Regions from separate parts of the Homo sapiens genome. Here region 2 is linked to region 1. A link is a contact called in ENCODE Hi-C data. All regions are on one chromosome and are shown on one strand. Each heading gives the region's core, a stretch centred on a gene start or an enhancer-like site at or near the end of the contact. The rest is flanking DNA. Distances are from core to core; before and after follow the strand shown. Region 1 has its middle 38 kb from the start of HAPSTR1. Region 2 overlaps GRIN2A (glutamate ionotropic receptor NMDA type subunit 2A).

Region 1 (6,877 bases), core at 635-3,134:
CTTGCATAGGCTGCTGGGGGAGCCGACTGGGATGGGGGTGGAGTATTTCCAAGCCCCGGGTGGCTGAGATGGGCCTTCTGAGCCTGGGGAGGGCCAGGGCTCTCAGTGGGTCCAGCAATTGAGATTTCCCTTCCTTCTGAGGTGTGACCTAGCAGGGCCTGGTCTGCCCAATGGAACCTTCTCCAGAGGCCTCCCTTGTTAACATTCACTTCAGCTGCAAGTTTGACAACTACTGTGGTTTACATCTCCCAGGACGTCCTTCTGCCCATTCTTTGGAAAGGCCATCCCCCTTATTCTGGCTCATCTGTCGTGTCCTCCCGGGCATGTCTTCACCCTCTCCTCCTGTGTGAGTCTCTGGGCCCCTTGTTTCTCATTCTGCCTTGTGATGATTTTCCTTGCTGGTTTCCTGGTGTTTTGGGTCTGCTATTGCTGTAGGGCAGGGTCTGCATGTGTGTATTCACTGTTGCCCTGGCACTGAATAGACACCAGTACGCAGTTGAATGAGGGGATTCCCAGCTTACAGATGAGAGGGCTGAGGCACTGAAAGGTCTGGGGGGTGCGCAGATCTCTCTGGCTTCTGTCCTGTCTGAAAGGTTTGGGGGGTGCGCAGATCTCGCTGGCTTCTGTCCTGTCTGAAAGGTTTGGGGGGTGCGCAGAGCTCTCTGGCTTCTGTCCTGTCTGAAAGGTTTGGGGGGTGCGCAGATCTGTCTGGCTTCTGTCCTGTCTGAAAGGTTTGGGGGGTGCGCAGATCTCGCTGGCTTCTGTCCTGTCTGAAAGGTTTGGGGGGTGGGCAGATCTGTCTGGCTTCTGTCCTGTCTGAAAGGTTTGGGGGGTGCTCAGATCTGTCTGGCTTCTGTCCTGTCTGAAAGGTTTGGGGGGTGGGCAGATCTGTCTGGCTTCTGTCCTGTCTGAAAGGTACTCATGAGCATTTCTTGTCAAGCCCAAGCTTGGGTTCAAAATCAGGAGGGGATTGGGGAGTGTGGGCTGGTAGGAACTTGGGCAGATAACTTAATCTGAGCCTCAGTTTTCTCATCTGTGAAGGTGGGCGTGACAAAGCTAACTCACAGGACTGCGAGCACATCAAACATTTGGTTGGTTCTTAGTGTGCTTTCAACAACCTCTTTTTTTTTTTGAGACAAAGTCTCACTGTTGCCCAGGCTGGAGTGCACTGGCATAATCTCAGCTCACTGCAACCTCTGCCTCCTGGGCACAAGCGATTCTCCTGCCTCAGCCCTCCAAGTAGGTGGGATTACAGGTGACGGGTGTGCCCCACCACACCCAGCTAATTTTTATTTAGCAGGCTGGAGTGCAGTGGTGCGATCTCAGTTCACTGCAACCTCCGCCTCCTGGGTTCAAGCGATTCTCCTACCTCAGCCTCCAGAGTAGCTGGGATTATAGGTGCACGCCACCACGCCCATCTGATTTTTTTTTTTTTTTGTATTTTTAGTAGAGATGGGGTTTCACCATGTTGGCCAGGCTGGTCTCGAACTCCTGACCTCGGGTGATCCACCCACCTTGGCCTCCCAAAATGCTGGGATTACAGATGTGAGCCACTGCACCTGGCCCTAATTTTTGTATTTTTTAGTAGAGACGGGGTTTCACCGTGTTGGCCAGGCTGGTCTTGAACTCCTGACCTCAGGTGATCCACCTGCCTTGGCCTCCCAAAGTGCTGGGATTACAGGTGTGAGCCACCGTGCCTGGCCAACAACCTCTTGTTTTAAGGGCCTGGCTTTGCCCGGTCAGTGACCCAAAGATGCCCGTGAAAGCTGTTTGACCCTGGTTGACTCAGATGAACCTGGGCTGAGTTAGAGACCTTCCCCTCAGTCACACACCATTCAATGATGTCAGCAAATGCTGAAATAATCTTTCCCCACCCACAGAGCCATGCACCTACAAAGGCCTGACCCCCACGGGGGCATCTGAGGTCAGCCTCGAGCCCCCTAAGGCTGGGAACCCTGTATTTTCCTGTGGTGACTCACTTCCTGTTGGGGCCTTGGTTTTTGAAAGACAGAAACAGCTCAGAGTCTGCTCCATGGAAATGGCTGGGCCTGCCCACCAGACCCTTAAAGCGACAGTTTTCCCACGGCAGGGCTTGTCCTGGGAGGTCCCTGGTGGCGAATGGGGTGCTGACAAACGGGCCCAGAACTTCTTGAGTCAGGATTTGAAGCGAGGGGGGTCTGCTGCCAGATTCCACAGCTCAGACACGTCCTCTTTTCCCCACCCGGATTTTCAGTTCCCCTGAGGAACCACCTCTCCGTCTCCGAGTGCCCAGTCTGGTTCACTGAGCCATTTGTGCCCAGAAGGACCTGTAGTGCTGGGCATTTACTTGCTAACCTTGTTTAACTCACTGCCCTGTCTGGGCTCCGCTGCCTTTTGTCTCAAACTGGGTGATAAAACCCCAAGTTAATTGTGAAAATGCATCCTGTTTGCTTGGGGTGGTGCATTCAGATGCTGGCAGCCTGAGACCACAGCGATTCGCAGAGTGCACATCTGTTTAAGGACACTTGAACCTGTGTATTTAAAAACAGACCAGGTTGACCCACCAAGCACATCTGTGGACAGGGCTGTCTTTGGCTTCTCTTGGGTCAGGACACCTGGGAAAATGGGCAGGTACGCTTCCATGCTCCTTCGGAAACAGCTCTCTGGGCCTCACTATCCCCATCTCTAAAATGGGCTCCCTCGCCTGTCCTGGATCTGGGGTTCTGGGCTGGAATGCTCAGGAATCAGTGAACTGTACTCGCAGGTGCTTATTCTCTGGGTTTAGAACCTGCTCCCCCCGCCCCAAACATCTTCCCGTTTCCACACTACCAGGTGGGGTCCTGGTGGTGCCCTGGGCCTGCCCTTCGGGGCTCTGTTCTATAGGACCCTAGGGCTCTTGGTTGTGGCTGTAATCCTGTTATCCTTTGGCAGCAGACAAATCTATGGCTGTGTGCAAAGCAGGCTCTAGCTTCTCTGTAGGCAGGAGAGTGGGGACAAGACAAACTGGAAGTCCACCAATCCTGCAAGAATTCATGAAATGCCCACAGTGGGATGCGAGGGGCCAGTCACCACAGTCGTCTTGATAAGCCCATTCCCCAGCCGGCTCCTGGGTGCTTTCCATGCACATCCCCAAGGGACGTGTTTGTGCCTGTTTTGCTGATGCTCAGAAAGGTGGAGTGATTTGTGTGAGATGTCCAGTTGCGACTCTCACTTAGGATTTTCTCTCTGTAAGGTCCAGGCCCTCTTCCCCTGTGCAACATTTCCTTACCTGATCCTATCAGAGCACAACCCTTGCTTCCGTGGAGCATGTGATCCAGGAGAATGACATGTGGGGTCACTTTTATGTGTTTAACTTGGCTTTTTATTCACTCCAGATAAACGGTGGTGGTTCCCTGTGTAAGCAGAGAGAGAGAGAATAGTTTCCTGTTGATGCTTTTTCCACTGAATTATGCCTTTTAAAAAAATTTAATTTAATTTAATTTTTTTGAGACAGTGTTGCTCTGTTGCCCAGGCTGGAGTACAGTGGTGCAATCTTGGCTCACTGCAGCCTCTGCCTCCCAGGTTCAAGTGATTCTTCTGCGTCAGCCTCTTCAGTAGCTGGGATTACAGGCGCCTGCCACCACGCCCAGCTAATTTTTGTATTTTTAGTAGAGACGGAGTTTCACCATGTTGGCCAGGATGGTCTTGAACTCCTGACCTCAGGTGATCTGCCCATGTCAGCTTTCCAGAGTGCTGGGATTACAGGCGTGAGCCACTGTGCCTGGCCTAAAATTTTAGTGTTTTTTTTTTTTTTGAGATGGAGTTTGGCTCTTATTGCCCAGGCTAGAGTGCAGTGGCGCAATTTCGGCTCACTGCAACCTCCGACTTCCGATTTCAAGCAATTCTCCTGCCTCAGCCTCCCAAGTCGCTGGGATTACAGGCGCCCGCCACCACGCCCAGCTAATTTTTTTGTATTTTTAGTAGAGACGGGGTTTTACCATGTTGGTGAGGCTGGTCTCAAACTGCTTACCTCATGATCCACCCGCCTTGGCCTCCCAAAGTGCTGGGATTACAGGCATGAGCCACTACTCCTGGCCTAAAATTTTAATTAAAATTTTTTTTGAGACAGGGTCTCAACTATGTTGTCCAGGCTGGCATCAAACTCCTAGATTCAAGTGATCTTGTTTCCTCAGCCTCCTGAGTAGTTGGGACTACAGGTGCACACCACTGTGGCGGGCTCCAAATTATGCTTTTTCTTTATGAGAAAAATAGAATTCTTTATTAAGGTGGCTGGTTTAGAATACTAAAGAAAATACGACAGGACTAAACAAAATAATGCCGATGCGCAGTCTCTGGAGACAGGCTGCCTGATTGAATCCTGGCCCCACCACTTACTGAGTTGTGTGACCCTAAGCAAAATGCCCCCCCACTTTTTTTTTGAGACAAGGTCTCGCTGTGTTACCTAGGCTGAAGTGCAGTAACACAATCATAACTCACTGCAGCCTCAGACTCCCAGGCTTAAGCAATCCTCCCACCTCAGCCTACCGAGCTGGGACTACAGGTGTGCATTACCAGACCCATCTAATTTATTTTTTGTAAAGATGAGGTTTCATACCCTCTTCACACCTAAGTGCTATTTCTTTGCAAATTATAGTTCTAACACAAATCCAAAGGGATTTTGGGAAACTGATCGGAAGTACTGTATTCATGTTTGGCTCAAAGAATTCACAGCTGAGAATAGCTAAATAAATTTTGAGATAAAACAGAATTAAGGTCAGGCACAGTGGCTCACACCTGTAATGGTAGCACTTTGGGAGGCCGAGTAGGGCGGATCACAAGGTCAGGAGTTTGAGACCAGCCTGGCCAATATGGTGAAACCCCGTCTTTAGTAAAAATACAAAAAATTAGCCAGGCATGGTGGTGGGCGCCTGTAATCCCAGCTACTCAGGAGGCTGAAGCAGGAGAATTGCTTGAACCTGAGAGGCCGAGGTTGCACTGAGCCAAGATCGTGCCACTGTGCTCCAGCCTGGGCAATAGAATGAGACTCCGTCTCAAAAATAAAGAGAATTAAAACATGACAAAATTGTAATAATTCAAAGTTAGGTGTCAGCACAAAGACTGAAACAGGATAGATACTCCAGAAAATGCCCTGGTTAATATAAGAAGTTGATATCTCATCAGGAAATAGCACAAAATGACAGGGAAGGGATGAGTTAATCAGTTAATGGTGTTGGGAAAACTGACTTCTTGGGGAAAAACACATTAAGTTAGAGCATCACCTCAGGTACCCGAATATATTGACATTAAAGACTTAAATGCAAAATGGAAACATTAAAAAACTGGTGGGAAGTATAGCGAGTACTTAACTTTATTTTTATTTTTTGAGAGACAGGGTCTACTTTGTCACCCATGGTGAAGTGGAGTAGTGTGATTGTGGCTCACTGCAGCCTCAACCTCCCAGGCCCAATTGATCTTCCAGCCTCAGCTTTCCAAGTAGTTGGGACTAAAGGTGTGCACCACCACACCCAGCTAATTAAAAAATTTTTTTCTTTTCTTTTTTTTTTTTTGTAGAGACAGAGTCTCGCTATGTTGCTCAGGAAGGTCTCTAACTCCTGGGCTCCAGTGATCCTCCGCCTCTGCCACCCAAAGTGCTGGGATTATAGGTGTGAGCCACTGCACCCAGCCTGAATATTTTTTATAAACATAAAGGCAATGGAAAATATATTTTAAAATAAAAGATTGATTATGAGCATAAATGTAAGCTTTTGTTTATCATCAATATAAAAAATATTGAAAATGGAACTGGCAAACAGGACAAATTTAATCCCTCCCACCCACAGAGTTCCTATATGTGGATAAGAAGGTTATATGCCAAATAAGAAAAATAGGGGGCCGGGCGTGGTGGTGCACACCTGTAATCTCAGCACTTTGGAAGGCTGAGGTGGGCGGATCACAAGGACAGCACATCGAGATCATCCTGGCTAAGATGGTGAAACCCCATCTTTACTAAAAGTATAAAAAATTAGCCGGGTGTGGTAGCATGTGCCTGTAGTCCCAGCTACTCAGGAGGCTGAGGCAGGAGAATCACTTGAACCTGGGAGGCAGAAGTCGCAGTGAGCCAAGATCGCACCACTGCACTCCAGCCTGGGCCACAGAGTGAGACTCTGTCTCCAAAAAAAAAAAGAAAAAAGAAAAAAAGAAAAATAAAAGATAGGACCAGGGAGTTTTCAGAATCAGAAATAAAAATTACCAACTGATATATGAAAAAAATGGCTCAACATTATTTTGTGAGATTCAAATTTTTAGAAGTTGCCAGGCGTGGAGGCTTATGCCAATAATCCCAGCACTTTAGTAGGCTGAAGTGGGTGAATCACTTGAGGCCAGGAGTTCGAGACCAGCCTGGCCAACCTGGTGAAACCCTGTGTTTACTAAAAATACAAAAATTAGCCAGGCGTGGTGGTGGGCGCCTGTAATCCCAGGTACTCGGGAGGCTGAGGCAGGAGAATCATTTGAACCCGGGAGGCGGAGGTTGCAGTGAACTGAGATCGAGCCACTGCACTCCAGCCTGGGTGACAGAGCAAGACTGTCTCAAAAATGGAAATGGAAAAGGAAAAACAAAAAAAAGTGATACTGTGTTTTGAATACAGTTTTGAAAAGATAAGTGGCTATTACTTGGGGTTGGGAAGTCTGAGATGACGTGCCCGCTCACATGCTGCTGCTGAGAGGTGCTAAAACATTCTGAAAAATAAGTTGGCTGGGCCTGACACAGTGGCTCACGCCTTAATCCCAGCACTTTGGGAGGCCGAGTCGGGCAGATCACTCGAGGCAAGGAGTTCGAGACCAGCCTGGCCAACATGGTGAAACCCTGTCTCTACTTAAAAAAAAAAAAAAAAAAAAAATTAGTTGGGCCCAGTGGCGT
Region 2 (6,536 bases), core at 3,207-5,706, 790 kb after region 1:
CAATGTTGGAAAACATATTTCATTCCTTTATGGCTCATATTCTATAGTATGGACAAAACCACATTAAGTTCATCCATCAAATGTCTGTTGATGGACATCTAGGTTTACACTTTGGGTTACTATGAACAGTGCTTCTAGGAACATTCTAGTACAAGTTTTTCAGTTTTTGTTTGAATACCTATTTTTAATTTGGGGAGGTATCTAACTAGAAGTAGAATCTTTTAGGGGTAGGGTAATGAGGTGGTTCTGAAACTAGATAGTGGTGATGGTTGTACAACATTGTGAATGCACTTAATGCCACTGAATTATACAGTTTAAATTGTTAAAATGGCAAATTTTTTGTTTTCTGTATTTTTCCACAACAAAGAATCATTTTAAATGAAAGTAACAAAGAAAGCAAGCAGATGGCTGAATAGAACTGAGCTAATTCAAGGATACAATAAGTAGTTGAAAAGCAGTCATAGCTGAGATATGAGATTTAAACTCATATTTGAGTCTCATATGAAGTCTCAGAGTTCTTTTTTTTTTTTTTTTTTTTGAGACGGAGTCTTGCCGTTGCCCAGGCTGGAGTGCAGTGGTGCGATCTCGGCTCACTGCAACCTCTGCCTCCCAGGTTTAAGTGATTCTCCTGCCTCAGCCTCCTGAGTAGCTGGGACTACAGGTGCCCACCACTACACCTGGCTAATTTTTGTATTTTTAGTAGAAATGGAGTTTCACCATGTTGGCCAGTCTGGCCTCAAACTCCTGACCTCAGACCATCTGCCTGCCTTGGCCTCCCAAAGTGCTGGGATTACAGGCATGAGCCACTGCACCCAGCCTTAGAGTTCTTTTGATTCAATCTTCTGCCCCTGAATCATTTCTACAATACCTCTGGCAGATAGGTGGGCCTATTTTTCTGCTTGCCTGCTTCCATGGAGTAAAGACCTCAGTACCTCTCCAAAACAACCAGTATCATTGGTGTATAGATACACATTTTAGAAAGGTCTTCTTTACTTTAACTAAAAAAAAAAAATCCATCTTGTAATTTTCACATTTTATCCTATAGTCCCCAGAATTATCCAAAATAATGTATTCCTACTATGTGCCTGGCTAACAGCACAGGAGCTAACAGCAGCCTTAAATAGGAGTGACAGCAAAGAGTTAGCGGAGGTCAGCCCGTGTAGAGAAGTTTCCAAAATGACCATAAGCTGAGTGTGGTGGCTCACACTTGTAATCACAGCATTCTGGGAGGCCAAGGTGGGAGAATCACTTGAGGCCAGGAGTTTGAGACCAGCTTGGGTAACATAGAGAGATGCTCGTCTCTAAAATAAACAAACAAAATGGTCATAAAATGAATGAAAGGAACAGTGAAACACAGTGATTACATGCACTAGCTCTGGAGCCAGAAAACCTTAAATTTATATGCTAACTCAGCTAGTTCCTAGTGTTAGCGATCTTGGGCAAGTTATTTAACTATCCGTAGCCTGTTTCTTGATCAGTAAAATGGGCATAATCATAGCAGCCATGCCATAGGTTTGTCATGAGTATAAAATGAGAATTCATCGAGAGTCCTGAGCACCATCCCAATCCCTGTATCCAGTGGCTCTCATTAATATTAGCCCATGAATGTTAACAATGCCCTCCAACTTAGGAACAAGGAAGTGCATTTGGAAAAACATAGCTCTACAAAGGTCTGTCTCCTAACCTGTGATGGCCATTTACCCATCATGTAACAGGGAGAAGCACATGATTATAATGTCTAGAAAATTTTAAATAATTCTACAGAAAAAAACCTGAGTATAAAGGTTGAGTGAACACTTTTACACTTTTGGGAAGTTTCTATGACTTATTTAAGTGATGATTCCCACCCTTAGTCAAGCTGAAAAGCAGCTCCTAAAGGGTGAGAGGCATTAAGGTATTGTGCTTAAGAGCATGACTGGGCAAGCTATTCACTCTGCATCTTAGTTTTCTCAACTGTAAGATGGGGTTAATATCCCTACCTCATAGTGTTGGTGGGAGGATTAAATGAGTTAGTACCTGTAATGTGCTGGCACACAGTGAGCACAAAATATGTGTTAACTATGATGAGGATGATGGTGATGGTGGTGATGGTGATGATGGTGGTGATGGTAATGACGATGACGATAAAGGAAAAGGAGAAGGAAGAAGAAGAATGGGGAAAAAAAGGAAGAAGATGTTGGTAATTATGGCAATGATGATGATGGCAATGATGATAGATAATGATGTTGGTGATGGTGTGATGTTGATAGCAATGGTGGTAGTGATTATGGAGATGATGCTATAAATGGTGATGGCAATGATGTGATGTTGATGATGATGACGATGATACCAATGTCGGCATCATTTAGTCTCTGCCCTTTCCAGAACCATGGTTCCAGAAACACCATTTTCAGAACGTAGCCCCTGATGAAATGCATATAAAAGCTTTATGAAGCTGCAAAAGGAATAATGAAAAGATAAAGCACTCTTCTTAAAATTCAGAGTAAGTGGGTGGGGTGGGGGGAGGGTAGTACAAAGAAGTGGTTAAGAACAGAAGCTTTGGACTTAAGAGTCCTTGCTTTGTATCTCAGTATTGCTAGTTATGAGTCTGCCTCTTTAATTGTGCCAACTGGGATTCATGTTTAAAATCTGCATAATGGGGATAATAAAAATACTCATATGGAGTATCTCTGCGTATTAAAAGGGCAATATGCACAAAACACTTTGTAGAGAGCCTGGAACATAGTAACTGAAGAATAAACATTAGTTATCACTGGTATTAATGGGCACAATTAAAGGTGAATGATCTGAGCCAAGGAACAAATGCTATTGAATTTCATATCTAAAAGGCAGTAATAGCTGTGCTGTTCAGCAAAAGTGGATGGGAGGATTCCAAGGCAGATAATTCAGCTGGACCCAAATAGTCTCCACATAGAAGAGTTTTAAGGTTATCTATCTAAACCAACAGAACTGCTCCCTCTGCCCTTGGCCTCGCCATACATTGCAGAAACTCTTCCCAGTCTTCCTGCCAGAAGATTCCAGTGTCCACATGATTTCTCTCCACTTCTTTGGAGGGTCCCTTCCACTGATAGCTTAAAGTGTCAGCAAGAGTTTCCTTTCACTGAACCACAGTTATTTCCTTGAAGCTTCAACCCACTAGCTCTAGTTCTCTACTGTAAGCAAAGGAGACTAATTCTACTACAATTTCCGGATGGCAGTCCTTTAAAACTCTGAAGCCAGTTCTTGGGTCACTCCTTATGAGTCTCCTCTAGGGAAACATTTCTCATAAGACACATAGTAGATATGGGTGCTCTATTTCATTCAAAAATATACATATAGAGTCTTCACTCTTTTTCTCCAGACAGGATCTTGAATTTGCAGAATGAGATTCTATTCCAGGGACCTTTATGTAAAGATTTATAGACATTTGCTACAACGCATTGTGCAACCTTGTATTTTAGGTCAAATAAGTAATTGAAACAAGTTTCTTTATGTTTCCCCTCTATATAGAAATAATTAATAATAATATTAAATTGAGGGTCCAACATCGGCTAGGCACAGTGCTGGGTGTTTAACATAAGTTATCGCATTTTATACTTCAGCAGCTCTGGAACTAAGCAGCTAATGCATTCAATTGAGAGAGTGTTTGCATGTTTCGGAAATTGGGCCTTGTATCCTGGAAAAGAGCTATATTCTACGCTTCATTTACACTTCACTCATCAAAACACTCTTTGGTAAGAGCTATTTGATGTTCTAGGTCCAACTTTTTTTTTAGCTTTTGCCTTTGAGAGGTCATGTTTTGCATTCTTTGACTCAATCCTCAAGGCTCTGAGCCTGCTTAAAATGTAGAAGGCAGATAACGTTTGGGCTTGAAGTTTGAAATAACATTTTTTTTTCCATTTCTCCTTTGGGAGGGATATTGTATTTCACCCACAGGGGTTCTTTTTACTTGTTGCTGATTTTCAAAAGAAAAAAAGAAAAGAACAAAATTACAAAATCCATTACGTGAAGGCATTAGAACTGAGTGTGAAAAACAATTTAGAATAGAGGCTCCCAAGAATGTTTGATTTGGAGAGAACTAGAAAATCATTCTTGGTTAAAAAAAAAAAAAAGATGCAGTTCCAGTATTAGAATAAAATCAGACACTAATTTCTTCCAGCTAAAGTACAGCCAAGAGTCAAAATGCCAAGTCATCATTTAAAAAAACGGCAAATCTTAGTATTTCTTTCCTGGACAAAAACACCTAGGAAGACAATAAAACTTTACAGAACTGCCAGTTTTCAACATGCTGGCAGCAAAACCCAGCAGATGCACCAACAAGAAAGGCAGACCTAAACCAGCCTAGCAGGGGCATCATTTGGCAAAGGGACAGCCTGCCACCATACTGGTTTCTATTTCAGATAACAAAATTGTCCAATAGTGTCTAATAGAGTTAACTCAACCAGCTGTGTGGCTGACAGGCCTGCACCTGCTTTCAGTATCAGTTCTGGCTTCTGAACAGCACAGGCTATTCCAGTTCTTCTCACCGTGTTAAACCACAGAAAATTTCCCAATGCACAAGTTCTGAAACTATCTTCAACGCATACGCATTTGTTTTGCTGTGGCTCAGAAGTTAGGCTTATTGAAGATGGAAAGATGGTCCCAGAGAGAACAAAGTGGGAACGTAAGGGGCTCCCAGACCCAAAGCTGAGGAAGACGACAGTGAATTGAAACTTGCCATTAAGGCTATAACAGCTTAATCACCTGGATATGATAGCAGCAGTTAGACAAGCCACAAAGAGACTCAACTGAAAGCTGAAGCATTGTGCTACAAGACAGCTAAGGGGCAGAAGAGCCAACAGCAACATTCCCCACATGTGGGAAGGGGCATATGTTTCCATTTATTTACAGCCTATTGATTATGCAGCTTTTTTTTTTTTTTTTTTTTTTTTTTTTTTTTTTTTTTTTTTTTTTAATGAGACGGAATCTCACTCTTTCATCCAGGCTGGAGTGCAGTGGCGCGATCTCGTCTCACTGCAAGCTCCGCCTCCCGGGTTCACGCCATTCTCCTGCCTCAGCCTCCCTAGTAGCTGGGACTACAGGCAACTGCCACTGCACCCGGCTAATTTTTTGTATTTTTAGTAGAGATGGGGTTTCACCATGTTAGCTAGGATGGTCTTGATCTCCTGACCTCATGATCCGCCCGCCTCAGCCTCCGAAAGTGCTGGGATTACAGGCGTGAGCCACCACTCCCGGCCAACTATACAGAATTCTTAATAAGGCAAGCTGAAGCTGACGGCAATTTACAAGTCAGGGAAATAAGAATCAACTGGTCAAGGAACACATCAAAACTGGGAGGACTTGAATCAAGTCCACCACCCTTAATAATAGCCACCTTCCTTAAGAACAGCACAGACCTACACAACTATCCAAATGTTCTAATAAAGGTAGAAAATACATACAAACAAGTATTTTTCTGTGAAAGCAGCTTTATGGTAAGATTATTTATCAAGGCCATTGCCCCAATTACTTGTTTCTACTTATTTGAACAGAGACAGTGTAATGGAATCCTGCTCCTAAAACTTGTATGTTTTTTTAACCAATGGTAAGAGATGGGACTCACAACTCACAGTTGCTCTGTCCAATGAATTGATGTAATTGATGTCATTGTTATTAATATTAGAAGTACACCATCAATGGAGGTAGTTTAGGTGGTGGTGACAAGCACTGACTCTGGAGTTAAATTATTTGGGTTTGTGAACTGTCTCTGCAACTTGCTACTTATATAAACTAGTTGTTATTTCACCTCTTTGAGCCTCCGTTTTTTCATCTGTTAAATGGAGATACTAATGGCACCTACATGACAGGTTTGTTGTGAGAATTAGATTGATTAATAAATAGAATTTAGCACAGTATGCCAGACACACTCTAGGCACTTGATAAATGCTAATTACTGTAGATGTGATAATACCTTTGGTTGTTGTTAATTAATCAACATCTGTACTTCCTTCCTGGGATTATTGAGAGTGCTGCAACAATTTCTCATCTGCCAATTATTTGCCAACTTTGTCTTCTGGAGTTGGAGGCATAAGAGTTAGGTCAATCTCTTTGTGTAATCTTGGTTATATGATGTCACCTCTGTGAACATTATCTGTAAAATTGGAATAATCCCATGCAACTCAAAGAATTGTTATGAGGATTCAAGATTTTGTATATGAGTCTAAAACACTATATAACATTATTGTAATAATTATTAATTATGTCTAATTAGGAGGGTAATAAAGCAAAATGATCCCATGACCCCACAGATCCTCCCAACAGTCAAAAGCTTCATGACATGAGTCCTTGGAAAAAAAGAAGAGAAAGTTGCATTAAACATCACCCAACTTCTCAAGAGAACCAGAAATTGTGAGTAGGAGCTTTTCATACACCCTGAATCTGCCGGCACGTATAAATCGAGGTCTTCTCATTCTTCCCTCATTTTCAATACCACTTATTGGGAAGGAAGGTACTGAAATGAAAACAATTTGGAACCAAAAGGCACAACTCTCAGAGCCACAGCGATACAGTGACAAGTG

The links. Hi-C counts contacts between places; a loop is a spot of excess contacts on that map. Pooled maps may share reads with other maps.
Region 2: a loop to region 1 is called in a pooled map, with 3 times the contacts of the local background. The contact joins two enhancer-like sites. A Hi-C loop is called at or near these places in 4 of 37 single-sample maps with no recorded cell type and 2 of 50 pooled maps.

The regions. Positions count from the first base shown.
Region 1 is chr16:9,125,832-9,132,708 of GRCh38, forward strand. No RefSeq gene overlaps it. Among named protein-coding and RNA genes, the nearest start is that of HAPSTR1, 38 kb to the left of the region's middle. RefSeq lists enhancers at 1,207-2,406, 1,781-2,075, 2,056-2,165, 2,236-2,315. Within about 2 kb of position 1,885, at least 17 of the 41 ENCODE cell types and tissues checked have a DNase peak (open chromatin) inside an H3K27ac peak, as active enhancers do.
Region 2 is chr16:9,910,020-9,916,555 of GRCh38, forward strand. The region is part of intron 3 of GRIN2A (glutamate ionotropic receptor NMDA type subunit 2A); the gene reads right to left. Among named protein-coding and RNA genes, the nearest start is that of GRIN2A, 270 kb to the right of the region's middle. Within about 2 kb of position 4,457, at least 3 of the 41 ENCODE cell types and tissues checked have a DNase peak (open chromatin) inside an H3K27ac peak, as active enhancers do.